Linked DNA regions of Homo sapiens: regions 2, 3, 4, 5, 6 and 7 are each linked to region 1. A link is a loop called in an ENCODE intact Hi-C map of the cell type or tissue named here. Cell type or tissue: HCT116. All regions are shown on one strand.

Region 1 (4,000 bases):
TTTTTTTTTTTTTTTTTTTTGAGACAGAATCTCGCTCTGTCGCCCAGGCTGGAGTGCAGTGGCGCAATCTCGGCTCACTGCAAGCTCCGCCTCCCGGGTTCACGCCATTCTCCTGCCTCAGCCTCCCGAGTAGCTGGGACTACAGGCCCCCGCCACCATGCCCGGCTAATTTTTTTTTTTTTGTATTTTTAGTATAGACGGGGTTTCACCGTGTTAGCCAGGATGGTCTCGATCTCCTGACCTCGTGATCCTCCCGCCTCGGCCTCCCAAAGTGCTGGGATTACAGGCGTGAGCCACCGTGCCCGGCCGGGGCCCATCTTTTTGTACCGCCACAACCCGGCACCATAATGTGCTCATCAAACGTTTCCTGAGCAAAGAACCTGCTTTGCAAATGCCAAAAGGGCTAACAATGATAAGATACTTTCACTTCCAGAATTAATCTCCTCTAATGCCCCAGCTACTCTATGGAAAAGGATGACTACCCCGCCCTGCCCTCTTAGCTGATAGGGAATCAGAGAGGGGAAATGTCTTGGTCCAGTCATCTAGAGGGAAGACACAAGGCTCTTGTCTCCTGCCCTGAGTTCTCTCCACAGGTACATTGCGCCCTGCAAAAGATGCCAACAGAAACAACACAGATTGCAAACGAATGGGAAACGTGTAGGAACAATGAAAGTCTGGGATAACAAATAATAAACATAATGATGCAATTGCAACAGTCGGACAGCACGAGGTAAGTCATAGGAACTCAGCGGACGGAGAAAGGCACGGTGGTTAGCGCGGGCTTCCTGGAGGACGCGGATCCGGCAAGCAGCATCTGAACCGCATTTTCGCAGCCGCGTAGACACTGGCGCCCACACTCTCTCACCCATGCGCACTCGCCAGCCCGCGCGCAGCCACACCCTCGGTGCCCGGGAGGCGGCGGCCTGGGGGACAGGACCTCACCTGTGGGCTCAGAGCGCCGAGGGACTCGGAGGAGCGCCCTGCAGGGATGCCTCGAGCCGCGCCCTCGCCCCGCCTCCAGCCCCTCTCCGGCGCTCGCAGGAGTACGCAGCCGACTGCCAGGCGCACCGGCCCGCCCCGCCCCGCGCTGCACTCTACTTCCAGGGCGGCGCCCTGGCAACCCAGGACGCGACCGCCGGCGCTGCGACTATTTCCGGAGTCAGACTTGCCTGGGGCTCCTTTGGGCTCCATACCTCGGGCGGCCGCTATGCCCAGGGCTTGGATCCTAGGAAATGCCAGGCCGTCCACCCTCTCGGGGCCCAGAAAGGAGATTGAGAAGGGTCTGGAGCACGGGATTAAGTCTAAAAAGAAAGGTAGAGCGGTGTGATGATTAGGTCCGAATCCTGGGTTCGGTCTCAATCCGCTGTTTAGCCTCTCCTACCCCTTCTACCTCGGCTTCCTTATCTGAAGAAATGGTGATGTTGCGCCACTGCACTCCAGCCTGGGCGATAGAGCGAGACTCCATCTCAAATAATAATAATAATAATAACATAAAAATAAAATAATTTTTTTTAAAAAGTGTTTATCTGGGCCAGACTCGGTGGCTCACGCCTGTAATCCCAGCACTTTGGGAGGCAGAGGCGGGTGGGTCGCGAGGTCAGGAGATCGAGACCATCCTGGCTAGGCTGAGGCAAGAGAATCGCTTGAACCCGGGAGACAGAGGTTGCAGTGAGCCAAGATCGTGCCACTGCACTCAAGCCTGGGCGACAGAACAAGACTCCGCCTCAAAAAAAAAAAAAAAAGACGTTTATTATTCTCGTTATAGACCTGTGTTACCTCGAATTCTCTATACAATTATTCATTTTTAATTTCATCAATTTAAAGAGTTATGCAAACTTGTGCAACTTGTAAGTGACAGAGTCTGGCTTTGAACCCAGGACACCTGACCATTCATGCTGCTGCCTCTCAGGAGGGGTGGTGGTGTGCTTTCTTAGTGATGATTGGAGCTTTGCTAACATCACTTCCTATAATCTCCCACACAACCGCCTCCCAGGCCCAGAGCACATTCAGCGCATCATCATTTACTTTTGGCACCATCTAGTGGAACCAACACTTATCTGGAGTCCAAATTGCCAATTCATACCCTTCAGCTGCTGTCTGGTTGTGAGGCCTTGAGAAGTCCCAAGGCTTCCGACTACAGTGTTCTCACCTTAAACCCAGGAGATGAGTGAAGGCTTGCAAGACGTGGTTAGGGCCTGGCATAGTAAAGTGTTCAATAAACATTGTAGCCTTCCAGCATGTTGCCTCATGCCTGCAATCCCTGTACTTTGGGAGGCCAAGATGGGAGGATCACTTGAGGTCAGGAGTTCCAGACCAGCCTGGCCAATATAGCAAGACCCCATTTCTAAAAAAAAAAGAAAAAATATTTTTAATCAGCCGGGTATGGGGGCGTAGCCAGCAGTCCTACTCAGTTACTCAGGAGGCTGAGGTGGATCACTTGAGCCTAGGAGATTGAGGCTGCAGTGAGCTATGATCCCGCCACTACACTACAGCCTGGCCAACAGAACAAGACTCTGTCTCTTAGAGAAAAAAAGTTAAAAAAAACAACAACAAAAAAAGAATTTTAAGGCAGGGCATGGTGCCTTACGCCTGTAATCCCAGCACTTTGGGAGGCCGAGGCGGGTGGATCACCTAAGGTCAGCAGTTTGAGACCAGCCTGGCCAACATGGTGAAACCCCGTCTTTACTAAAAATACAAAAATTTGCCGGGCATGGTGGTGCGCACTTGTAATCCCAGCTACTTGGGAGGCTGAGGCAGGAGAATTGTTTGAGCCTGGGAGACAGAGGTTACAGTGAGCCGAGATCGCACTATTGCACTCCAGCCTGGGCAACAGGGCGAGACTCCGTCTTAAAAAAAAAAAAAGAACTTTAAGATGGCGACAGCAGCATTAAACTAACTTCAGGGCTTGTCTGAGCACGGGGTCCTATGGTTCTGTACAGGTCACAGGCCCATGAGGCTGGCCTTACCCTAAGAAGCTGGCCACAGCTCCCCTCAATGAATCCCCACAAGAACTCTGCTGAGTTAATGGTGTTATCACCACTTTTTAAAAAATAGTGGTAAATTGGCCGGGCGCAGTGGCTCACGCCTGTAATCTTAGCACTTTGGGAGGCCGAGGTGGGCGGATCATGAGGTCAAGAGATCGAGACCATTCTGGCCAACATGATGGAAACCCGTCTCTACTAAAAATACAAAAATTAGCCGGGCATGATGGCACACGCCTGTAGTCCCAGCTACTCAGGGAGCTGAGGCGGGAGAATCGCTTGAACCTGGGAGGCAGAGGTTGCAGTGAGCTGAGATCACACCACTGCACTCCAGCCTAGCGACAGAGCGAGACTCTGTCTAAAAACAAAAAAAAGAAAAAGTGGTAAAATATGTATAACATAAAACTTAACCATCTTAGCCATTTTTAAATGTACAGTTCAGTGATGTTAAATATATTCACGTTGTGCAATCAGTCTCCAGAACTTTATCCTCTTGCTAAACTAAAACTCTTTACCCATTGAACACAATTCCCCATCCTTCCTTCCCCAGCCCCTGGTAACTGCCTTTCTACTTTCTGTCTTAATGAATTAGACTCCCTAAGTACCTCATCTAAGTGGAATCTGGGCCAGGCACAGTGGCTCATGCCTGTAATCCCAGCATTTTGGGAGCCTGAGGCAGGAGGATTGCCTGAGCCCAGGAGTTTGAGACCAGCCTGGGCAACATAGGGCGACCTCGTCTCTGCAAAAAAAAAAAAAAAGAAGAAGAAGAAGAAAGAAAGAGAAGGAAGGAAGGGAGGGAGGGAGGGAAGAAAGGGTTCGCTGCTGCTCTCTGAGCTTCGCCGTGCTATCAATGGATGACAAGAAGAACGAAGACACCGGAAAGTCGCTAAGAAAGACAAAGATTCAGTGAACAAATCTGGGGGCAGGGCCCAAAAGAAGAAGTGGTTCAAAGGCAAAGTCCGGGACAAGCTCAATAACTGAGTCGTGTTTGACAAACCTACCTATGACAAACTCTGTAA
Region 2 (4,000 bases), 470 kb before region 1:
GTCTCATGCAGCGTCAGGTGGTGAGGCCTGGGCCTGGCCCTGAGGCGGGAGTGGGGGTGACAGGCGAGGCTGGGGTGGGCCCTGGCACCTGCAGCTTTGGGCTGCCCATGTGTGTCTGCTGACATCCCGACTATGGTCCACGGCCGGGAATGGTGGGCAGACGGGGCTGCTGGCAGCCCTCAGCCTTATAGTGTGTGTGGGGGGTGGACGAGGGGTCATGAGGACAGGGATGGGGCTGGGCGTCTCTGGTAAGGACCAGTAAGTGCCAGGCAGGACGTACTCTGAAGGCTCAGCCGTGGCCCATCTGGGACACAGCCCTGCTCCCGAAGGGGCTCCAGGGGAACTGCTCAGCCAGGTGATTCACCAGGGCACGGGCAGGCCAGGCTGAACCCGGGGCCCCAGTGTGCGATGTGGGGAGGTGACTGGGTGAGCGTGAACAGGGCGTGGGGTGCGCGGGGCGGGTGGCCGTGTGACCGTGCCCGGCCCTCAGAAGACGAAGCAGCGCTCCGTGGGGTGGCCCACGTGGTCCAGGTTGGGAAGGCAGGCGTACTGGATCATGGGTGGGGGGCCACACATCAGCACCAGCGGCTCCTCCTCTGGGGGTGGAAGGTGGTCCCGGATCATCTCCTCATTCACGAAGCCCTGGCCGTAGTCCCAGGCTGTGGGGTGAGAGACCAGGTAAGCTGACGTGTGGCTGTGTGGTCACCAACCTGCTGACCGACCAACCCTAGGCGGTGAATTCCTTAAATGCTGAAGAATGGAGAGGCTGATCCCAGCAAACTGTCACCAGGACCCCCTGCCCCCAACCCTGACTCAAGCCTATGGCCTCAGGCCCTGCAGCCTGAAACCAGTGTACAAAGCCCATCATGGTTCCCCTGACTGCACTTTACAGTTTGCAAAGCCTTTTGCTTCCATTTGGCCTCCGGGGTGTCCCTTGGAACAACCCAGTGGGTGGACAGGGCGGGGAATATGAATCCCATTTTACAGATGTGGCAACTGAGGCCCAGAGGACCCAGAGTTGAGTTGCTCAAGATCACACAATGAGGCAGGGACACGACTGAGATGTACCTTCCAGGATCCAGAGGTCCCCAGGCTGGTGCTCTGCCCCAGGCTGCTCAGGGTGACAGTCTCTAACTGCCCCCACCTCCATGAGCCCACTGTGACTCCCCAAGAATGTCGGCCCATGAGGAACTGAGTCTCATCCACAGCTGTGTGTCCTGCCCCCTCGAGCCCTGAGCGCCCACGATGATATGGCTGGTCTCTATCCTTAGTAACCAGAAACAACCACCCCACAGCCCTCAACACCAAGAGAAAAGCTGCTGAAGCCTCAGGCCAGGAGGGCTGGCACTGGCTGACACAGACACCCTGCCTAGATGGCCCAAGTTTACAGCATACACTCCACGCTGTGAAGGTCCTGACGGGGAGGGGCCAAAGCAGTCCCGCTTGCCCTGGAACCAGGAAGAGTCTACTGTGCTGAGCAAGGGGGTCCTCTTTATCTCATGGACTCCATGAGCTAAGTCACTGACCACATTTCCCTTTTCACCTTGGCTGCTGGGAAGCCTGGAGTGATACGTGTGGCCCATTCACAGCAAGCGTACATTATAGTCCGTTTTTGTACAAATCCCAGTACTGATTCCATTCATTTTATAGCCCTGCACTTGTTTTTCTTTCACTCCCACTTTCCATTTGTGCCACTCTGACTCACCAGATGAGTCTTTGTAAGCCTCCTAAAATCCCTCTGGAACAAGGCGAGGCACAGAAAATAGTTTTATAGCTGGGCAATGGATCTGAAGTGGATCTGAAAGTACCTTGTAAAAACTGCATGGGCATAAACTGCTAGTGTACAAAATGTGCAGGTATGTAAGACACCTTTCAATTTCACAGCGATTTCTTTTTAGTGTGTGTGTGTGTGTGTGTGTGTGTGTGTGTGTGTTTTTAAGAGACAGGAATTGGCTATGTTGCCCCAGCTGGCAGGCAGTGGCTATTCACAGGTGTGATCATAATGCCCTCCAGCCTGGAGCTCCTGGGCTCATGTGATCCTCTTGCCTTAGCTTTGAATAGCTGGGACTACAGGTGCATGCCACCGTGCATGGCTTAATGTATTTTTCCCTGTACCTGTCCTGAAAGTGGCTCTGTGGGGGAAATACTCACTGCCCCTGCCTGGAGTCCTTGGGGCTCTCCTCATCCTTCGCTTAGCTACGGTACAGCCAGACTGGCCTGTTACCACTTTCTTTCTCAACCTCTGGAATTTCAGCTTACATTTAATGCTACAGCAGTACCTCAACTAATCTTGAATTGTGGGTCACAGTGGCAACAAATGTACACGAAAAATGCTAGGAGATCACCCAACTATTCCTCTCATTGGCAGGTAACTGTCCCGTGGTGGTGGTGCAGGTGCTGCTGCCTGTTGCCACCAGGGGTCAGCACTGGCCCCTCCCTGGGGGACCAGGCCTCGCTCTGGCCACAGGGCAGGGGCTCCTGCACGCACCAGGGATCTGGATCACTCATCTGGAATTGGGATGGGGCTAAACCCTGCCTCGCAGCAAGCTGGCCCCGCCCATGCCATTAGAAACTGCAGTCAGAAAGGAGCAAAGCAGCCTATCACTTCCTCCCTTTAGACTGACACATGGGTACAGGATAAAACGCTCTTTTCTTTGAGACGGAGTCTCGCTCTATCGCCAGGCTGGAGTGCAGTGGCACCATCTCGGCTCATTGCAACCTCTGCCTCCCGGGTTCAAGCCATTCTCCTGCCTCAGCCTCCGAGTAGCTGGGACTACAGGCACGCGACACACGCCCAGCTAATTTTTGTATTTTTAGTAGAGACAGAGTTTCACCATGTTGGCCAGGATGGTCTCGATCTCTTGACCTCATGATCTGCCTGCCTCGGCCTCCCAAAGTGCTGGGATTACAGACGTGAGCCACCGCGCCCGGCCTGCTCCTTTCGTTAGTAGAAGAGAAACAGCAGCTAGACTCCCAGAGCCAGTGCCCTGGCTGACCTCCGCTCCAGCCGCTGCCTGGCTCTGCTTGGCCCCCCACATCACAGGAACCCCGCCACCATAACCGCGCTATAATTTACTAAGAAACCTGCTCCCATTAGTCCTCTGCCTCCCCCACTGGAAGGTCAGCTGCGGGGTCAGGTTGGCTTCCTGAGCATACCAGGTGGAGCAGCCGACCTGGAGGGGGTGGGCTGACCCAGGACAGCAGGTCCAGCCAGAGGCCGGACACGGTGACAACCCACACATCCACCACCCCCTCCAGGCCTGGGTCTCTCAGCCTGGAGGCCTGGAACCCAAGCTGGTCATCTGAGAAGGGCGGCTGCTCCCTCAGGGATGGGCCCAGGTGACCCAGCTCCTAGGTGCTAGCCAGGTGGTGCAAGTCCCAGAGCCCATGTGCTCCTTTCTGGGAGGAGCAGAGGGTGGTGTGGACAGAGCTCCCTCATCAGTAGAGGGCATGCACCCCCTGACATGGATCATCAGCAGAGGGTGTGCGCCCCCCACCATGGATTAGTCCTGAGGAAACTGTGGGGCCGTAGGAGGTGCCGGAGGCAAAGCAGGGGCAGATGGCAGGACATGAGACCCCAAACTGGTGCTCACACGGGTATTCAAAAATGGTGCTTCCAACACTTAGAAATTTCCCAGAAAATGCAGGTCCCCAGCTTCTCTTGAAAAGCAGAGGCCCTGGCCACACAGGGCTATACTCCACAGCGGGATTGCCCACGGCGGATGGGGCTGTGTCCTCCGGACCAGGCAGATGCGCTCCAATTTACCGCAGTTGCCGCCACTCCCTAGTCTCTCAGCCCTGAAGCTAAACATCACCAGAATGTTTCCTGGGGAAGGCTGAGCTCTGCTTTTCTTACAGCAAAGAAGAAATTGAGATATTACTTATACCTACATCTCTATCTGAAGCCGAAAAGGGAAGGGCGCTTTAACTCCCAGAGGCAACCTCACTGCAAGTGGTGGAGGTGGGGCGGCCCTCACTCGCTGCCTCCAGCTTGGCTCTC
Region 3 (4,000 bases), 100 kb before region 1:
CTACTTCCCAAGATTAGTTAATCCTGCGTCCTAGTAATTAAAGAAAAAAATACATTATGCAATGAACTGAAAATCTGGTTCAAATTCAGCAACCTGTAGAAGTCCAGGCTTAGGGTCCACTGGCCAAAAGTATAACTGCTCCTAACTACAGCAGCTCGGGAAGAAAATAATGTAGCCACAGGTATGAAGATTTCAGTGAAATGTAGCAAAACATTTCTAAATAGCTCTCTGTACCAAATGCAGTTCAGTTAACATTGCTCTCCAAACTTCCTTCTCTTTCAAGAAGGGATACCAAACTTGATCCAATCTAATTCATGTTGGCCCCAGCCCACACATTCCAAAGAAACATTTTCAAAAACTCAAATTATTTTTTTAGCTTGCCATAAAATTTACAATGACATCACATGCATTTGGGAAAAAATATAGAAACTTAAATCCATGATCTGAAAGGTGGTCAAAGAAATTTTTTTTTTTGTTTTTGGGAGTGAGTCTGTCATCCAGACTGGAGTGCAGTGGCGCAATCATGGCTCACTGCAGCCTTGACTTCCTAGGCTCAAGCAACTCTCCCACCTCAGCCTCCTGAATAGCTGGGACCACAGGCACATACCATGACACCTGGCTAGTTTTAAATTTTCTGTAGACACAGGGTCTCACTATGTTGCCCAGGCTGGTCTCAAACTCCTAGGCTCACGAAATCCTCCTGCCTTGACCTCCCAAAGTGCTGGGATTACAGGTATGAGCCACTGCACCTGGTCTAGTTCGTTTCTTAATACAATAGAAAACTCAATTCTCGGCCGGGCGCAGTGGCTCACGCCTATTAACCCAGCACTTTGGGAGGCGAGGTGGGTGGATCACCTGAGGTCAGGAGGTCAAGACCAGCCTGGCCAACATGATGAAACCCCATCTCTACTAAAAATACAAAAAATTAGCTGGGTGTGGTGGTGGATGCCTGTAATCCCAGCTACTAAGGAGGCTGAGGCAGGAGAATCGCTTGAACCTGGGAGGTGGAGGTTGCAGTGAGCCGAGATCACACGATTGCACTCCAGCCTGGGCAATAAGAGTGAAACTCCATCCCCCTCAAAAAAAAAAAAGGCCAGGTGTGGTGGTTCACACCTGTAATCCCAGCACCTTGGGAGGCCGAGGCGGGTGGATCACGAGGTCACGAGTTCAAGACCAGCCTGGCCAACACAGTGAAACCCCGTCTCTACTAAAAATACAAAAAAAATTAGCTGGGCATGGTGGTGGGTGCCTGTAGTCCCAGCTACTTGGGAGGCTGAGGTAGGAGAATCATTTGAACCTGGGAGGCAGAGATTGCAGCAGTGAGCTGAGATCGCGCCACCGCATTCCAGCCTGGGCGACACAGTGAGACTCTGTCTCAAAAAAACAAAACAAGAAAGAAAAAAAAAAGAAAAGAAAACTCATTCTCTTGGAGGGGGAAAAAAAAATATATATATATATATATACACACACACACACATATATGTATATATATGTGTGTATATATAGGTAAGATGTAAGCCAGTTCAAGCATTTAAACAGGTTTAAAAAAAGAAGATATATTTATATATACATATATACACACACATATATATACACACATATGTATATATATGTATATATATATATATACACACACATATGTGTGTATATATATGTGTGTGTATATATGTAAGATGTAAGCCAGTTCAAGCATTTAAACAGGTTTAAAAAATGAATGATTTTTTTAAAAAGAATGATTTTTAAACACAGCTAATTTCTGCAGTCAGTCAACGTGACTTTCCACATGAGGGCAGCCCTGGGCACTTGCAATCACAGACGGCCACAAACCAACTGGCTTTGGGTAAGAAGGGATACTCCTCCCAAAGAATGAATCAGTCTTAGGACTGCAGATCCTCATGTCACTCATGCCTGCATTGTTCATCCCACAGAGCCTGCTTGCCTATGATGTGCCATTTCAGAGCTAAGAACTGCACACTACAATACAAAATGCAGTCCCCTGCCCTCCGCCTACCCAGCTCCTAGCCCCACAGAAGACAAACAGGTCGGTCATACCATACATGAGGAGTATGGGGACGGGGGTGGACCATCCACTCTGCAGGCCCAGGGGCAAAACACCTGGAGGGAGGGGAAGGTGAAATTAGAGCCAAGTTTTGAAGGATGAGTTCAGCAGGCAAAGACGGGAAGAATGGCATTTGCAGTAGACAAGATTTGCATGGGAGAAATGCAAGAAGTTCAGGAGTGTGGCAAGAGATGAGACTCAACGGGTAAGCAGGGGTCAGACCACAAGTCTGGATTTTATTGTGATAACAACAGAGAACCACTCAAGAATTTTAATCTCAGACAGTCCGACCCCTCCCCGTTGCCAATAAGAACATGAAGATGTGGAAGAGGGCCATGGAAACCACTCTATTTGGCTCAAGAGCTAATGAAAAATGCTAAACCATATCTGTCCTTCAATGTTCAATAACAAAAAGCACAGCCCAAAGACTTCTTCCAGATGGTCACCTTCTCTGTGCCTCAGTTTCCTCATCTGTAAAATGGACAGCAGCCACCTCACAACGCTGTTGTGAGGACTCAACGGGTTCTATACACAAAGTGCTTACAGCAGAAGAAAGCTCCATCACTTTTAGGTGCTGGTGGAACTCCTAGTGCTAGGACTAGTAGTACCAGCAGTTTATGAGTCAGAACACACTGCCCCCAGATCAAAAAGCAGATGGAGACTTTACCACCTCCTAGGAAGCTGCTGTACAATGGTATAGACTTGGAGACTGCTCAGAGCCACTTTGTGACTGAAGGGAAAAGAATGAACTTGTGTTAACCCCTCCCACCCCCATCCACCCCAGTCATAAAGCTGGTCAAGGACAAGCAGTGGCTCAGAGCAGAGCCCAGTTCCCTGGGTCTCAGCTGGCTGCAGGTCTCAAGGCTGTCAGCCCTCGCAGAATGGGGAACAGCCCCTCCCACCTTTCTCAGCCTGAGCCCCACCCCACCCATCCAGGCACAGAAGGCTTCTTCTCCCTCCACCTCTCTGTCCTGGCAAGCCTCTAGTCACCTCTGGAAATGAGACACTGCCCAGAACCCACCAACCAGAAGCCTCTGTATGGCCCAGAGAAGAAGGAGAGAGACTGTGCGGGAATCCAGCGGGCATCGCCCAGTCCCTTTCCCAGCCCTATCCAATGATAGAGCTCCTGCTGTCAGGAGCTGGGAACTCCCAGGTGCGATAAAGAGAAAGCCATGCCATACGAAGCTGAGAACAGTAAACAGTCATGAAGAGATCCAAGGGCTCAGAACCACAATTCCCAGACCTCTGGGTTTCACCAATTAGAAATTTTCCCCCAAAATTTTGGGGACTTTTCAACAAATGGTACTGAAACAACTGGCTATCCACAGACAAAAAAAAAAAAAAAAAACCTTCAATTCACACACCGCAACACATTTTAAAAGTTCAAAATGGATCACAGGCCTAAATGTAAAACATAAAACTATAACATTTCTAGACGAGACATGAGAAAACATTTGTGACCTGGGATTAGGCAAAGATTTTAGCTGTGACACCAACCAAAAAAGCACAAGCCGTAAAAGAACAAATTGACTTCAGCAAATGTTTAAAACTTCTGTTCTTCAAAAGATACTGTTAAAAGAATGAAAAGACAGCCTCAGACAGGGAGTCAATATTTTCAAATTATGTAATTGATCAAGGAATTGTATCCAAAATATATTTTAAAAATTTCAAAACTAAGTTAATAAAACAACTCAGCTTTTTCAACAGGCAAGTGATTTAAAGAGATAATCACTAGGGAAATGCAAATTAAACCTACCAGAATGGCAAAAATTAAAAAGACTACATGTACCAAGTGTTGGTGAGGATGTGGGGGAACTAGAACCCAGTGCTGGTGATGCGCGCAAAGCACTTTGGAAAAGTTTGGCAGTGTCTGGACATGTTAAACGTACCCTAGCCACCAAACCTAGCCTAACCACCTAAACCACCAAAGCACCTAGCCAT
Region 4 (4,000 bases), 160 kb before region 1:
AGTAATTATAAGAGTGTGTATGTGCAGTGAGCATGGCTGCAAAGATCCTCCCTACTTCATCAGATCCAGGCCTGACGGCCGCCCTGTGCAACTATACTCACCAGGACCCCAATGTCCGGGCTTGAGCTCATTATCAGGGTCTCACTGTGAAACAAGCCACAGTCAGCATAAAGAAAGTCCATGCTTCCCAAGCACGTCCACATCACATAAATTACTTACAATGTTGGTAACACAAGGTCTCATCTATGCTACAAGTCCTGCCCACATACAGAGGCTAAAATTTAAAGGGAAAGTCAACAGCAATTAATATTTGTATCTTGCAAAACCAGTAAAAAGTGCTCTGACTCTGGGTCCCAGGACTTCTCATTGAAGATGCTGTCAATAGCTTCTGAGAACTGAAACACAGTGACAGCACTGGGCTCAGTGGATTGTGAAATGTTCAGTGGGAGTGGCGTGCCTACGAATGGCTTGATCCTGCTTCCAAAGTACAGGCAAAAGAATGAGTATCTCAGAACTCCAAAACGATCCTGTCTGGTTTCTTTCCAGGTTCTTTTGTTCACCTTTTAGAATGGATGTCATACTAATCACACAGCTGGGGACATCTTTCCAATTGTGTGACGTCTGCTCCAGAATGATGGTCTACTTCAACTCGGACAAGGCAGGAGAGTGACCCGCCACCCGGGGCTCCAAACAGAGCCCTGCCCTTTCAGGTCTTCGTACCTCCCTTCACAGTATCCTTCTCCCTCAAACAGCCTCCCAGATGAGTGTCAAGATACTAATTATTCTTTAAGATCAAGATCAGATGCCACCTCTTTCATAAAGACTTCCTTTATTCCCAAATGTCAGCTCTGCTGCCTGGCCTGCCTGCCTGTGTTCCTCTCACACAGGGCTCCTTCCAATCAACCTCAGATGGAGGGCGGTCATCCAGGCATCTGTCTCTCCCAAGAGACCTAAGATCCTTGAGGGCAGGAACCACATGGAGTTTATTTTTGTGTCCCAATCCTAGCACAAAGTTCGCCGTGTTAAATATGAATGCCATGCTTTTCTCATCGCGAACCATGAGGTGACTTGGGAACAGAGCCATGCACAAAACGAGACAGAGGAAGTCTAGGTCTCTGACAGTGTGGTGTGCCCACCAGCCATGCCACCTCTGGACTCTGCAGATGAGAGGAATAAACTTCTCTTTAAGCCACTATTATTTTGAGGGTCTCTGTGACATGCAGCCTAACTCACACACTTTCCTGCTACCTGTGCTCTCTGCCCCAATTCCACAGCCACAACATGCAGCAGCACCAGGACCTCTGGGTTTGGGCCCTGGACACACTCAGCACCTTTGTCTCAGCTCTCAGACCTTCTCTGGACCCTCCTGTCCTCGTGTCTCACGCAGAGCCTAGCACAGATGAGGCACCCACTCAATCCTGACCCAAGAAGTACATGGATACCCACGTTCACACCACATAAACAAGGGAAAAAGTTATTCAATAAACTAATTTTGAAAATGATTGTCTTTTAAATTAATCAAAATGTTTCTAAAATGCATTTGGAAGTATGAAAGTAGGTCATTTTGAAATAACAAAAGGCACGCTCATAAAAAGCAAAAATACCTCCATGGTTTTGGTTATCCAATTTCTCAATCTGGTTTGGGTCAGTGGGAAAGTTTAAGAATTAAAAAATGAAAGTTTTTGACAGTTCAAGTTCAAAAGTAAATTTATAGATGAAGAAACAGAGGCATAAGAGTGTTTAAATAACGTGCCCAAGTCACACAACTAGTAAGGGGCAGAGCTTGGATTCAAACCCAGACCAGGTGCTCCAGAGCCTCCCTGAGCCACCAGGCTGTGCTGCCTCCTGCATGAGACACAGGCAACAAAAGACACCAAGGAAAGGCAGAGGTGAGTCACGTGTGCGTGACTCTGAAGAGTGACAGGCTGGATGCTAAGGGAGGCAGCATGCCAACCCGAGTCCAACAAGAGTAGAATGTTGACAGGAATTCTTTCATTCACTCATTCATTCGCTCAGTGTTCACTGCATGCCTATTCCAGACGCCTGCCTGCTCAAACAGCTCAAGGTGTTGAGGGAGGCAGACACCTAACTCACACCTGCCTTGTTCACAGTTGTATCCCACGGCTGGGCACAGCACCTGGCTTACACGAGGCAATGATATGTGAGAAGCAGCAATGAATGAATCCCAGCCTTGCTGCAAACCAGCTGGGTAACCAGGGGCACGTTACTTAACCTTCCTGAACCTTAGTTTCCTCATCCAGAAAACAAAACTAACACTGCCTACCACTCCTTGGGATTGTTGGAGGACTGAAGTAGCTGCTTTCCACCCAGGGAAGTGAGGAAATGGCTTCCAAGCCAGCGACACCAAGGTGAACCTTGGATGGGAATGGGGCAGGTGCAGAGTGGGAGAGGCAGGAGGTGTCCGAGACAGAAGAGACCTTAGGTGATGGGAAGGTAGTGGAGGAACACAGTCAGCGTCAATGGAACCAGCCAGGGTTCAGAGGGCTCCACAAAGCCGATGGCTGCCCTGAAACAGGAACAGCGAGGAAGGAAGGAGGAACTGGTATATTTCTACACAGAAATCCCCATGTGGTTTAAACTTGATGAGTTTCTCATAATGTGTAATCTTCCAGCTGCTGGCTAGGCTGAGAACTATTTCACACACTATTAATAGTTACATTTTTTAATTTAACAGAGCCATGCAGAGATCACGTTGTTATTATTATGGTTAACAACCAGGGTATATTCACTTACACAATCCCTCTCTTCCAAAACAGCCCAGAAAATGTCACAAAACCCCCAATTGTAAGGAACACAGGTGGTATTAATAACCCTAAATTTTCAAAGCTAAAATGAAAACGTTTAATGTTTTCCCATGGAAACTCAACGTTAAAGAGAACAGAAAACCTATCCTCACTTCCAGTTTCTAGCCTCTTCAGGGCAATATTTGTAAATACTCAAATCATGTCACTTCCCTTCTCTAAACCATCACATCACTTCAACCCTAACTCCTCCGCTGTACTGCAAATCCCGTCATGACCCGGCCCCTGCCTGCCCTTCCACCCATTCCCCAACTACTCTCCCTTACCTGCTGGCCCTTCTCTGTCCCAGCACAGGATCTTCTCTCTGTTTCTTCAACATAATAAGCTCATCCCTGCCTCAGAGCCTTTGCACATGCTGTTCCCTCTGCCAGGAATGTTCTTCCCTGAGACAAGCGTATGGCCGGCTCCCCCTCACACCATTTGGGGCATCCCTTAGAGAATCTAGCCACACCTCCCACCACCACCAACTCTAGCCTGTTACCTTCTAACTCTTTTTATATTTCCTCAAAGCACATACCACTACCTCAGTTTTTACCTGTGTACAGTCTGCTTTCCCCTCTAGACAGTGAATTCCAGAAGCGTATCTCACATATGACAACAGGTCCTTTCTAACATTTGTTGAAACTGACAGCGACACACTTGGGGATCTTTACAAGTGAAATGGTGGGACAGTAAAGTGTTGACTTGATAAAAGGATATCAAATAAGACCTTTAGGATAATGTACTATTGGTATCAATTTTACTCACGAAGACCATATACTGACATATCTTGGATTACACAGGAGAGAAAAAAGATTAGTTACTCGGATTATTAACTACAAATGTTTATTGAGCTGAGAGCAAAACAATTTTTTGATGATTCTTACAAAGTCAATTCTAAAAAAAAAAAAAAGGAAAAAGCCAATTCTTCCACAATGGCCAGCTTGTAGAGCCACTAAGTCAGAAGCACTTCCCACCTGGAGCCTCCTGGGCAGCCCCCAGGACACCCCCCTGTCCACATGCCACTAGAAGTCCACACTTTCCACACTTTTATTTTGCTTTTGATCTTCAAAAAGGGGTCCTCTCTGAATCAGAGGAACCAACTGTGTTAGGAGACGAAATGTCCAATCAGTTACGCAGCACTTTAAATTCTCAAGTATCAAGAGTTGCTGTATCATTGAATCAGCATTTATATTTAC
Region 5 (4,000 bases), 220 kb before region 1:
TCCTCGTACCCTAACCCTAACCCTAACCCTAACCCTAAGGCGCTCTGGGTTTCTGCAACCTTCGGGAGGTCTAGCACCTAGTATTCCTCTGGCGTCTGAGTTTTGGTCCACTGGCCGTTGGTGCTGGTATCCTTTCCCCTAAGAGTGACATCACTTATTTAGTTCATTTCTTTCTTCCTTCCTTCCTTTCCTAGCCCTTTCCACAAAGGATTTGTAGATGCCTAGAACAATATAATCTGGGTTTCATAGGATAGTCCCAGATTTGTTGCGTTTTCTTTTTTCTTTTTGGTTTAGTGCCACATACCCAGGCTAGAGGGAGGATGAGCACTGTGGTTCCTCCGACCCTGTGCCTGGTGGTGGTCATGCCTGGCCAGAAATGAGCCTCGTACCTCAACTGCAGGCGAGGCCAGATTTAGCTCAGTTTGGGCACATCCTCCCAGGTGTGGTGGAGCCACCTCCATCCTGACCCTGGTTCTTTTCACTGGCTGGCACCTGGAGCTGACTCCGTCCTGGCCTGAGGGCCCCTCTGCTTGCTGCCACCACAGGGGCCACAGAGATGCAGCCCATTTATTCGGAAAACCGAGGCCCAGAGAGTGGCCTTTGTCTTCCACAGGTGTCTGTGGAAGGGCTGGGGAGGGGCGCAGACCTTCCCTGCCTCAGAGGAGGCTTCAGGAAGGGTGGACAAGGGAGGGGAGCAGAGCGGACAGCCACCACTCTGGGGAGACCTTGGACTGTGAAAAGGGGTGGGGGAAGGAAAGCTTACAGGGCACCCACAGGCTGGGGTGCCCACCTGGCAGGGTCTTTGGCTTCTGAGCACCCCTTAAGTTATCCTCACTTCATCACCCCTGTTTTTTTGTTGTCATTGTTTTGAGACAGAGTTTTGCTCTTATTTCCCAGACTGGAGTGCAGTGGTGCAATCTTGACTTACTGTAACCCCCGCCTCCCGGGTTCACACGATTCTCCTGCCTCAGCCTCCCAAGTAGCTGTGATTACAGGTGCCCACCACCATGCCCGGCTAATTTTTTGTATTTTTAGTAGAAACAGGGTTTTACCATGTTGGCCAGGCTGGTCTCGAACTCCTGATCTCAGGTGATCCACCCGCCTCAGCCTCCCAAACTGCTGGGATTACAGGCATGAGCCACTGTGCCCGCCAGTCATCCCTACTTTTCAGCAAATGAAGCTCAGGCATTTTCCGTTTGTCTGTGGTCCAGCCTCCTGCCCAGGTGGGGACTCAGGGACACTTCCTACAGGAAGTTGGGGAACGGCTCAAGGACTGAGCAGTGCTCTGATCTCTGAGGCCTTGGAGCCTGGGTTGGGAGGCCTGAGACTTCTGAAACCCAGCACACACATTCTCAGAAGACAACTCTGGCCCTTTGTCTCTGGCTGTCCCATCATGGTGTCAGAATAACACAGGTCCTTCTCTGAGCCTACCAGAGTTTCCCAAGGGCAAGATTGGCTTCTCTTCATGTTTGTCCTGGCACCGCTGAGTCTCACACACAGTATGTGCTCAATAGATGCATGGTGAATGAATGACTGCACAATGGATACATAAGGAGAGCCAGCTGATCCCTCACCAGGTTGGGCCACTCAGGGGTCAGGCCTTGCTCAGCTTCCCAAACCACATGGTCTGTGCCCACGGCGAAGTCACTGCTTCCTCTCACTTGTCCTGTTTCCCCATGAACTATGAGGGGGTTGGTCAGGTGGTCCACACAAGTCCTTCCCAACCTCCCCCATCCCTATCCCGATGGCTTGTGAGCGGGTTCCCTCCAGGCCTATCCAGTGCCTGAGGCCTTGACACAGCCCAGGCTGCCCAGTCGGGCCTTCACTACATGCTTCTGAGTGGACCAGGATCTGGCATCAGAGCCCAGAGCAGAGGTCAGCCCTGTTCTCCATCTGCAGGGACCTCCGAAGGCCCAGTTTTAGCTCAGGCTGCAGCAAAGCCAGATCCCTACTCCGGTCACTTGGCAGCACTTGCTCACCCTCCCGACATTTCTGGGTTGTGGGAAGGATGGAGAGAGATGATGAAATACCCCTGTCCTGAGCTCCAGGTAGCTTTGGCCCAGGAGAGGGCTCTGGGGCTAACACTCCCCCTAGTGTCAACTCAGGGGCCTTGGGGACCCGAAGAGGTGTGGACAGTTGGTGGCAGCACTGATCCAGGGTGGTGGCTGTGGGAGGAGCGAAGGGCAGCCATGGACAGCAGAGAACCCTGGGCCCCTGCCTATGGTGTCACTCATAATCGTGACAATGACCAGCTCCTGAGTGCCTGTGGCGTTTTTCTTTTTTTTTTTTTTTTTGAGATGGAGTCTTGCTCTGTCACCCAGGCTGGAGTGCAGTGGCGCGATCTCGGCTCACTGCAAGCTCCACCTCCCGGGTTCATGCCATTCTCCTGCCTCAGCCTCCTGAGTAGCTGGGACTACAGGTGCCAGGCACCACGCCCAGCTAATTTTTTGTATTTTTAGTAGAGACGGGGTTTCATCGTGTTAGCCAGGATTGTCTCGATCTCCTGACCTCGTGATCCACCCGCCTCGGCCTCCCAAAGTGCTGGGATTACAGGTGTGAGCGACCGTGCCCGGCCTTTTTCTTTTTTTGAGACTGTCTCGAGAGCTCTGTCGTCCAGGCTGGAGTGCAGTGGTGCAATCATGGCTCACTGCAGCCTCAAATTCCTGGGCTCAAGCAATCCTCCTGCCTCAGTCTCCCAAGTAGTTGGGACTAGATGCATGCACCACCACACTCGACCAATTTTTAAACTTTTTGTAGAGACAAGGTCTCACTATGTTGCCCAGGCCACCTTTTCTTCTTGCTCTAACTCTCCAACTGGAAAAGTATCACTTCTACTTGGGGAAACTGAGGCCTAGAGACAAGCTGAAGTTTCCAAGCTGGCCCCTGAGGGCAGGGCAGGAGAGGGAAGATGGGCAGTTAGAGGCCCTGCCAGATCTCTCACGGGGGGGGCCGTGTGATCCAGCCTCAGAGTGGAGGTTGCTTCATCCAGCTCAGCGGGGACCGTGGTCTTGCCATGGTGTTTGGGCAGTGACTGAGGCCACTGGCACCAGGAGCCTGCTTCTGACCCCCCACCTTCCCTCCCAACCCCGTTCTGCCTGTTTCTCTGCAGCCTGGGGCTGTGGGCCGAGCCGGGTGTCCGCCCTGCGCTGTAGGGCTCCAACTCCTCAGAAGCTGGGAGCAGGGGACCCGCCACCCCTCAGACAAGGAGGCTGCGTGACAAGGATCTGTCCCATACCCTTGCTGAGCTGGGACAAAGCCACACTGCAGGGGCAGCTGCCTGCCTTGCTCCTCCCAGGTGCTCTGTGAGGCCCCATGCCCAGCTGGCGTGCTTTTCTGGGCAGCCTTCCCAGGGCTCGGTGAGCGTGGCCACAGCCGCCCTCACGTCTTGCTTCTCTCCTGTCTTCAAGCCAGTCCAAGCCTCCTCCCTCCTCAGTTTCTCCAGCGAGGGAGGGGGTGGTTCCTCAGGGATTTCGCTCAGTGCTTTGGGCTGGCTGAGACTCCTCAAGAAACCCTGGCTGGCTCTTGGAGCCTCTGTTTCCTCCTCGGTAGAATGGAAATGGGGAGACTTGCCCATACCCTGTGGAGATGTTTGGAGACGCAGATAATGTAAGTAAAAAGTGGAGAGCACACAGTAGGTGCTCAGGAAAATGTGCTCATAGGAGAGTTATGGGTGATGTCAGTCTTGTCCTGCTGTTTGGGCTGGGGCAATAGAGAGGCGCCAGCCGATGCCCGCACCATGTGGAAGCCCAGGTCAAACAGCAGCAGGTCTCGGGGAGAAGGGAACCCCAAGGGGCTCAGGTGCCTCAAATCCCCAACCTCCAGTTTGGCAGGGGCAGTGGGCCGTGGCCTTTTGGGCAGGGGTCCTGTGCCCTGGATCTTGCCCAGCTCCAAAGCTAGTAAGCCCCAGGGAGGCCACCCCCGCCAAGTGAAGTGGGCATGAAGACAGATGATGGCGAAGGGACTTCCATATGCACGAGATCAACTGTTTATTGATTTTTTT
Region 6 (4,000 bases), 310 kb before region 1:
CACCTAGCTACTTTTTGTATTTTTAGTAGAGACAGGGTTTCACCATGTTGTCCAGGATGGTCTCGAACTCCTGACCTCGTGATCTGCTCCCCTCGGCCTCTTAAGTGCTGGGATTACAGGCGTGAGCCACAGCGCCCAGCCAATCATCAGTGGTTTCTAAAACCATTGGGTGAAAGATAGATAAGAAACCTTATTACTGTATCTATTGATGAATCAGGCCAACCACATTTGAACAACATTTGATTGATAACAAGACATTATGTGCCTCTTGATGTGGTACCATCGGAAGTACATAGAGAATAGAGTATACATATATAAAGTGGCTGGAAGCAGTGGCTCATACCTGTAATCCCAGCACTTTGGGAGGCCGAGGCGGGCGGATCACCTGTGGTCAGGGGTTCGAGACCAGCCTGGCCAGCATGGTAAAACCCCGCCTGTACTAAAAATATAGAAAATTAGCTGGGGGTGGTGGTACACGCCTGTAGTCCCAGCTACTCAGGAAGCTGCGGCAGGAGAATCACTTGAATCTGGGAAGCAGAGTCGGCAGTGAGCTGAGATCATGCCATTGGATTCCAGCCTGGGCAACAGAGCAAGACTCGTATAAAAAAAAAATACAGTATACATATATATCCTTACCTAAATAAATAATTTTTTTTTTTTTGAGATGGACTTTTCGCTCTTTTTGCCCAGGCTGGAGTGCAATGGCGCGATCTCAGCTCGCCACAACCTCTGCCTGCTGGGTTCAAGCAATTCTCCTGCCTCAGTCTCCTGCCTCAGTCTCCCAAGTATCTGGGATTACAGGCGCCTGCCACCACGCTCGGCTAATTTTTGTATTTTTTGTATTTTTTTTTTTTTTTGAGACAGTCTTGCTCTGTCGCCCAGGCTGGAGTGCAGTGGCACGATCTCCGCTCACTGCAAGCTGCGCCTCCTGGGTTCACGCCATTCTCCTGCCTCAGCCTCCCGAGTAGCTGGGACTACAGGCGCCCGCCACCACGCCTGGCTAATTTTTTTGTATTTTTAGTAGAGACGGGGTTTCACCGTGTTAGCCAGGATGGTCTCGATCTCCTGACCTTGTGATCCGCCCGTCTCGGCCTCCCAAAGTGCTGGGATTACAGGCGTGAGCCACCGCGCCTGGCAATTTTTGTATTTTTAGTAGAGACAAGGTTTTACCATGTTGGTCAGGCTGGTCTCGAACTCCGGACCTCAGGTGATCCGCCTGCCTCAGCCTCCTAAAGTGCTGGGATTACAGGCGTGAGCCACTGCACCTGGCCTAAATAAATACATTTTAAAAATGGAATCAGAAGCAAGCCTCTAAATCTCTCTTTTTTTTTTTTGAGACAGAATTTTGCTCTTGTTGCTCATGCTGGAGTGCAATGGCGTGATTTCAGCTCACCGCAACCTGTTTCCCGGGTTCAAGCGATTCTCCTGCCTCAGCCTCCCAAGTAGCTGGGATTACAGGCATGCGCCACAACACCCAGCTAATTTTGTATTTTTAGTAGAGACGGGTTTCTCCATGTTGGTCAGGCTGACCTCGAACTCCCGACCTCATCTGATCCGCCCGCCTTGGCCTCCCAAAGTGCTGGGATTACAAGCGTGAGCCACCATGCCCAGCAATAAGCCTCTAAATCTTACTATCAGTTTATCAGAAATACTATTCTGTATTCATTAAAATGAGAAAACTTAGTGAGTCTGAACTTAGCAAGCTTAGTGACAAGGTAGAATACTGTAAACTGCCAGGCACGGTCGCTCACACCTGTAATCCCAGCACTTTGGGAGGCCGAGGCAGGAGGATCACCTGAGGTCAGGAGTTTGAAACCAGCCTGGCCAATGTGGTGAAACCCCATCTCTACTAAAAATACAAAAATTAGCTGGGCATGGTGGTGGGTGCCTGTAATCCCAGCTACTTGGGAGGCTGAGGCAGGAGAATCGCTTGAACCTGGGAGGCGGAGGTTGCAGTGAGCCGAGATCACGCCACTGCACTCTAGCCTGGGCGACAAGAGTGAAATTGCATCTCAAAAATCAAAACAAAACAAAAAAACACACAAAAACAAAAACATTGGCAACTCTCACACCCTGCTGATAGGAATGCAAATTGTCCTATGCAGTTTGAATTTGACAGTACATACAAAATGGGAAAAAATCATCCCCTTGCCACTAGATGGCGCTTACTGGCTTTCAAGTACTTTATCGCATGTATTGTCTTCTGTTACATTGCTGCCTTCCTGTTTTTACTTCTCAAGGATGGCTGGAGGAAGGGGCTGGGCACTAGGGATTAGAGCCTCACAAGAATGCTGTAATCTGGATCCCAACAGCCATATCTGCTGTGGAACCATGTTGCCCCAGGGGACACATCTCTGAGCGTTGCTGTCTTCCCTAGCCACTTACATTATTCAGTTCCTTAGCAATATCTATCTCTGATACTGTGTTAAGGGTCTTTTTCTGAAGAATACACATTTTAATAAGTCTAATTTTTAATTATTTCACATAATATCTGTGCTATTTAACTTTTCTCTTTTTTATTATTATATTTATTTTTTTAATTTATTTTTTGAGACAAAGTCTAGCTCTGTTGCCCAGGCTGGAGTGCAGTGGCGCAATCTTGGCTCACTGCAACCTCTGCCTCCTGGGTTCAAGCGATTCTCCTGCCTCAGCCTCCCAAGTAGCTGGGATTACAGGCATGCGCTACTAAGCCTGGCTAATTTTGTATTTTTAGTAGACACGGTTTCTTCACGTTGGTGAGGCTGGTCTCGAACTCCCGACCTCAGGTGATCCACCTGCCTCAGCCTCCCAAAGTGCTGGGATTACATGCGTGAGCCACCACACCTGGCCTACTGAAGCATTCTATTCAAAATATTCCTATTCTGTTTCAAAAATATTAATTGCCCATCCCTGGGGTAATATCACACTTCCTGCTCCACAGAAATCAGGTTTGGAGACATAATTTGTTTTAGCCAATAGTATATGGGCAGAAGTTATGTTTGTCACTTCCAAGCAGAAGCTTCAAGAGCCAGAATGTGACTTGCTGTGGGGTTTTTGGTTTGTTTTTCTTTTTCCCTGCTATGAGATCAGTCATGTTCTAGAGGCTGTTTCATCAGCTTGGGTCCCAACGTGAAAATATTGGCCATCTACAGTGGACCTGAATGAGAAGTAAACCTTTATCTCCGTAAGCTGCTGAGATGTTGGAGTCATTTGTTCCTGCAGCATAATGTATCGTATCCTGACCGATATACTGGCCATTTCTTATTTTTTATTTTTTTTGTGACAGAGTCTCGCTCTGTCGCCCAGGCTGGAGTGCAGTGGTACGATCTCGGCTCACTGCAAGCTCCGCCTCCCGGGTTCACGCCTCTCTCTCCTGCCTCAGCCTCCCGGAGTAGCTGGGACTACAGATGCCCGCCACCATGCCCGGCTAATTTTTTTGTATTTTTAGTAGAGATGGGGTTTCACCATGTTAGCCAGGATGGTCTCGATCTCCCGACCTCGTGATCCGCCCACCTCGGCCTCCCAAAGTGCTGGGATTACAGGCGTGAGCCACTGCGCCCGGCTCTGGCCATTTCTTAAACATCCTTTCAGACCAGTCATGACCTCTGTGAGGTTCTGCACATGCATGGCTGCCTAATAGTTAATGATACAAGTAAACATTTTGTCTGGGTGATATGGATTGGATCTGAATCCCCACCCAAGTCTCATGATCTGTTGTAATCCCCAGTGTTCCAGGTAGGGCTCGGGGGAAGGCCATTGGATCATGGGGCAGAGTTCTCGTGAATGGATTAGTACCATCTCTCTTGGTACTGGATAGTGAGATCTCACGAGATCTGGCTGTTTAAAAGTGGATAACACCTCCTGTCTCTCTCTCTCAGTCCTGCGCTTGCCATGGAAGACTCATGCTCCCACTTGCCTTCTGCCTTCTGCTTTGAAGCTCCTTGAGGCCTCCCCAGAAGCAGAAGCCACTATGCTTTGTGTACAGCCTGCAGAACCATGAGCCAATTAAAGCTCTTTTCCT
Region 7 (4,000 bases), 430 kb before region 1:
ATCCTGAAACCACCCCCTCAGCCCCCCATCCGTGGAAACGTTGTCTTCTGCAAAACTGGTCCCTGGTGCCACAAAGGCTGGGGACCACTGCTATAAAACTAACCCACACAACACCCCTGGGGAGCAGCCCGTTCCTTTTCCTTTCTCAGTGCTGGCTTCCTTGTGCACAAGCTAAAATAAACTTTCTTTTTGCTGCTATGTCTGGTGATCTCTCTTGATTTCTATCCTGGAAGATTACAAGAACCCAGTGTGCTGGTAACACTTCTGACTGTCCAGCTGTAAGTTGGAGTTCCCAAGACCCGCCACTTACGTTTGATTAATTTGGTAGCATGGCTCACAGAACTCAGAGAAACACTAACATTTACAGGTTTATCATAAAGGATATTCAGGGGCCGGGTGTGATGGCTCACGCCTGTAATCCCAGCACTCTGGGAGGCTGAGGCAGGTGGATTGCTTGAGCTCAGGAGTTCAAGTCCAGCCTGGGCAACATGACAAAGCTCCATCTCTACTGAAAATACAAAAAATTAGCTGGGCATAGTGGTGTGTACCTGTAGTCCCAGCTACTTGAGAGGCTGAGACGGGAGGACCACTTGAGCCTGGGAGGTGGAGGTTGCAGTGATCCAAGATCCTGCCACTGCACTCCAGCCTGGGTGACAGACTGAGACCCCATCTCAAAAAAATAAAATAAAATAAAATAAAGGATATTCAGAAGGATACAGAAGAACAACCAGATGGAAGAGATCCATAGGGCAAGGGAAGGGGAAGTGTGTGGCACCTCCATGCCCTCTCCAGGCACACTACCCTCCAGGCACCAGCAAGTGTTCAGCTGTCCAGAAGCTCTCCCAACCCCGTCCATTATTTCTTTCTTTTTCTTTTCTTTTCTTTTCTTTTTTTCTTTTTTAAGACGGAGTCTTGCTCTTGTCGCCCAGTCTGGAGTGCAATGGCATGATTTTGGCTCACTGCAACCTCTGCCTCTTGGGTTCAAGTGATTCACCTGCCTTGCCTCCCGAGTAGCTGGGATTACAGGTGCCCGCCACCATGGTCAGCTAATTTTTGTATTTTTAGTAGAGACGGGGGTTTCATCATGTTGGCCAGGCTGGTCTTGAACTCCTGACCTCATGTGATCCACCCGCCTTGGCATCCCAAAGTGCTGGGATTACAGGCATGAGCCACCGCGCCCGGCCTATTTATTTCTATATATATTTATTATATTTAATAATATATATTATTATTTATATACATATTTTTAATTTTATTTTTTTGGCTGGGTGGGGTGGTACACGCCTGTAATCCCAGCACTTTGGGAGGCCGAGGCGGGTGTATCCCCTGAGGTCAGGAGTTCGAGACCAGCCTGACCAACATAGTGAAACCCCATCTCTACTAAAAATACAAAATTAGCTGGATGTGGTGGTGCACGCCTGTAATCCCAGCTACTCAGGAGGCTGAGGCAGGTGAATTGCTTGAACCCGGGAGGCAGAGGTTGTAGTGAGCAGAGATCGCGCCATTGCACTCCAGCCTGGGCAACAAGAGTGAAGCTCCGTTTCAAAAAAAAATTATTTATTTTTAAAAATTGAATTAACTTGGCTGGGTGTGGTGGCTCACCCCTGTAATCCCAGCACTTTGGGAGGCCGAGGGGGGAGGATCACCTGAGGTCAGGAGTCCGAGACCAGCCTGGCCAACATGGTGAAATCCCTGTCTCTACTAAAAATGCAAAAATTAGCCTGGAGTGGTGGCGCATGCCTGTAATCCCAGATTGCTTGAACCCGGGAGGCGGAGGCTGCAGTGAGCGGAGATCACGCCACTGCACTCCACCCTGGGCGACAGAGCCAGACTCTGTCTCAAAAAAAAAAAAAAAAAAAAAAAAAAAAAAGGAGAGTTGTATTATTATTTGTAGATGAAGAAAACTGGTTCTGTCCAACCAATGCAGAATAGATCTCAATGGATCTTTGAGCGTCCAGAAATAGACCTAAGTGTAAAAGGGGGCATTTGCAGTTGAGTAGGATGGGCTGGGTACTGTCGCCAGGTCTGTAGTCCCAGCAATTTGGGTGCGCTTGATGTCAGGTTCCGGCCTCCAGGGGGCGCGCCCGAGCCAGGAAAAGGCTCCCGGCGCCCGGGGCGCGGGTCCAGCCGGCTCCATCCGAAATCTCCACTCCCACCGGCTTCGGCTGGGGGTTCTGCCGCTGCTCTGCTCCAGCCGAGCCCCAAATCCTGCCTCCTCTACCCCTTCCTCGGACCCAGCCCGTGCCCACCTTGGGTCCCGGCAGCCTGGGAGGGGTGCGCCTCTTGGGGCTCATCCCCCACAACCTCCACGCTCTGGAGGTGTTCAGGTTCCTTCGAGTCCGTGTCCCCGAGCCCCGCGCCGCTACGGGGAGCCCTGCAGACGCCTCGGTGGGGAAGAGAGGCCGCTGTCCCGGGATAGGTGCTGCCCCTTGGGCTGCGGGGCTCCGCGGAGAGCGGCCGAGAGAGCGGGAGCCCGGGCCGGGCGGGCCGGGGTGGACGGTCGTGGGGGCTGCCGGGGAGGCCCGGGAGCGGGAGGAGGTGACGGTCGGAGACGGGTGATTCTTGTGAGGGCACGCGGAGCCGGGGCGGGATGGGGGCCCTACCTTGTCCAGGCGCCCTCTGGATCCGGGTCTGCCTCGAGGCGGCGGAAGCCCCACGGGGCGCTGGGCGGCGCCCTCCCCTGCCTTGCCCTCGTGGGGTTACTCCCCGCAGAGCTCCCAGCTGGCCCCCCAGGACTCGTGGGGGTGAGGGGAGGGGGATGTGAAGCTCCCGAATGGAGGCCGAGAGGGCAGCGGGGCAGGGGATGCTCAGGAGTTCAAGTCCAGCCTGGGCAACATGGCAGGGCCCATCCCAGGGTGTCCAGGGCAAAAACAGTTCCCGCTCATGGGCTCAGAGAGGTCACGCCTGCCCCTGCCGAGGACAGAGCCTGTCACAAAGAAAACGGCACGCTCTGGAAGTTTCTTCCATCCCTTTCCACCTCCTCCTTCAAAACAGAGTCTGCGTCCTTTTGGCCGGGCTCGGTGGCTCACGCCTGTAATCCCAGCACTTTGGGAGGCTGGGGCAGGCAGATCACGAGGTCAAGAGATCGAGACCATCCTGGCCAACATGGTGAAACCCTGGCTCTACTAAAACTACAAAAATTAACTGGGCGTGGTGGCGCATGCCTGTAGTCCCAGCTACTTGGGAGGCTGAGGCAGGAGAATCGCTTGAACCCTGAAGGCGGAGGTTGCAGTCGACAGAGATCATGCCACTGCACTTCAGCCAGGTGACAGAGCGAGACTCTGAGACTCCGTCTCAAAAAACAAAACAAAACAAAACAAAACAAAAGAAAGACAGGAGCTCCTCCCCTTCTATAATTACAAACTTTTAACAGTTTTCCCTCAGGTTATCATTTTTATTTCATGAGAAAGTTCTGGCTAATGAGAACCCAAAACCCAAAGGAGGTGTTGATTTCAGGCACAGTGCCAGGTGCCTCTAATCCAGCCAGGAGCTAGGGGCTGCTCTGGGAGCTGCTGGGTGAGGAAGGGGTGTTGGGGGTCTACGCGTTTAAATCCCTATTAATGCCAGGCGCAGTGGCTCATGCCTGTAATCCCAGCACTCTGGGAGGCCAAGGTGGGCGGATTACCTGAGGTCAGGAGTTCGAGACCAGCCTGGCCAACATGGTGAAACCCCATCTCTACTAAAAATACAAAAATTAGCTGGGCTTGGTGGCACATGCTTGTAATCCCAGCTTTCAGGAGGAAGAGGCAGGAGAATCGCTTGAGCTCAGGAGGCGGAGGTTGCAGTGAGCTGAGATTGTGCCACTGCACTCCAGCCTGGCTGACAGAGCGAGACTCTGTCTCAAATGAATAAGTAAATAAATAAATAAATCGCTGTCAGCCATGGAGCCAGGCCTAGGTGCTGAGCCCAGTGGCGGTGGGAAGATGGGTTTTCTGAGCACAAACTCTGGGTTGAACCGTTTCCCAGGGAGCTTCCTGCAGAGTCTGAGCAGGTGAGGACC

What was found. Hi-C counts contacts between places; a loop is a spot of excess contacts. Peaks named below come from ENCODE experiments on the same cell type or tissue, not always from the same donor. Only the 100,000 strongest peaks of a DNase experiment are listed, where the experiment ranks them.
Region 2: a loop joins it to region 1, with 11 times the contacts of the local background. A loop is called at or near these places in 10 of 110 quality-filtered maps.
Region 3: a loop joins it to region 1, with 14 times the contacts of the local background. A loop is called at or near these places in 5 of 110 quality-filtered maps.
Region 4: it touches region 1 in a loop (2.1-fold over the local background); 2 of 110 quality-filtered maps call a loop at or near these places.
Region 5: it touches region 1 in a loop (12-fold over the local background); 31 of 110 quality-filtered maps call a loop at or near these places.
Region 6: a loop joins it to region 1, with 14 times the contacts of the local background. A loop is called at or near these places in 24 of 110 quality-filtered maps.
Region 7: it touches region 1 in a loop (6-fold over the local background); 9 of 110 quality-filtered maps call a loop at or near these places.

Annotation. Positions count from the first base shown.
Region 1 is chr22:43,088,335-43,092,334 of GRCh38, forward strand. It overlaps TTLL1 (TTL family tubulin polyglutamylase complex subunit L1), which reads right to left and starts at 1,057. Exons shown (of 11, transcript NM_012263.5): 1 at 943-1,057. It also overlaps the pseudogene RPS25P10. RefSeq lists silencers at 825-1,164, 929-1,223, 1,972-2,031 and an enhancer at 929-1,223. In HCT116, CTCF peaks have their summits at 1,220 and 2,037 (motif pointing left); DNase peaks (open chromatin) are centred at 1,047 and 2,017; H3K4me3 peaks cover 1,665 bases; H3K27ac peaks cover 2,277 bases.
Region 2 is chr22:42,619,287-42,623,286 of GRCh38, forward strand. It overlaps CYB5R3 (cytochrome b5 reductase 3), which reads right to left. Exons shown (of 9, transcript NM_000398.7): 9 at 1-659. The coding sequence ends at 487. Among named protein-coding and RNA genes, the nearest start is that of RNU12, 6.0 kb to the left of the region's middle. RefSeq lists an enhancer at 2,400-2,489. In HCT116, a CTCF peak has its summit at 2,410 (motif pointing right); DNase peaks (open chromatin) are centred at 1,697 and 2,425; H3K27ac peaks cover 3,083 bases.
Region 3 is chr22:42,988,424-42,992,423 of GRCh38, forward strand. The region is part of intron 1 of PACSIN2 (protein kinase C and casein kinase substrate in neurons 2); the gene reads right to left. Among named protein-coding and RNA genes, the nearest start is that of PACSIN2, 25 kb to the right of the region's middle. In HCT116, a CTCF peak has its summit at 1,809 (motif pointing right); a DNase peak (open chromatin) is centred at 1,853.
Region 4 is chr22:42,929,052-42,933,051 of GRCh38, forward strand. All of the region lies in intron 1 of PACSIN2 (protein kinase C and casein kinase substrate in neurons 2), which reads right to left. Among named protein-coding and RNA genes, the nearest start is that of ARFGAP3, 74 kb to the left of the region's middle. RefSeq lists a silencer at 1,756-1,835. In HCT116, a CTCF peak has its summit at 1,838; a DNase peak (open chromatin) is centred at 1,880.
Region 5 is chr22:42,865,804-42,869,803 of GRCh38, forward strand. It overlaps PACSIN2 (protein kinase C and casein kinase substrate in neurons 2), which reads right to left. Exons shown (of 11, transcript NM_001184970.3): 11 at 3,970-4,000. Among named protein-coding and RNA genes, the nearest start is that of ARFGAP3, 11 kb to the left of the region's middle. In HCT116, a CTCF peak has its summit at 2,109 (motif pointing right); a DNase peak (open chromatin) is centred at 2,128; H3K27ac peaks cover 1,408 bases.
Region 6 is chr22:42,778,111-42,782,110 of GRCh38, forward strand. No RefSeq gene overlaps it. Among named protein-coding and RNA genes, the nearest start is that of A4GALT, 59 kb to the left of the region's middle. RefSeq lists a silencer at 2,067-2,116. In HCT116, a CTCF peak has its summit at 2,125 (motif pointing right); a DNase peak (open chromatin) is centred at 2,191.
Region 7 is chr22:42,660,073-42,664,072 of GRCh38, forward strand. No RefSeq gene overlaps it. Among named protein-coding and RNA genes, the nearest start is that of CYB5R3, 13 kb to the left of the region's middle. RefSeq lists silencers at 2,035-2,174, 2,305-2,354, 2,395-2,674. In HCT116, a CTCF peak has its summit at 2,053 (motif pointing right); a DNase peak (open chromatin) is centred at 2,043; H3K4me3 peaks cover 563 bases.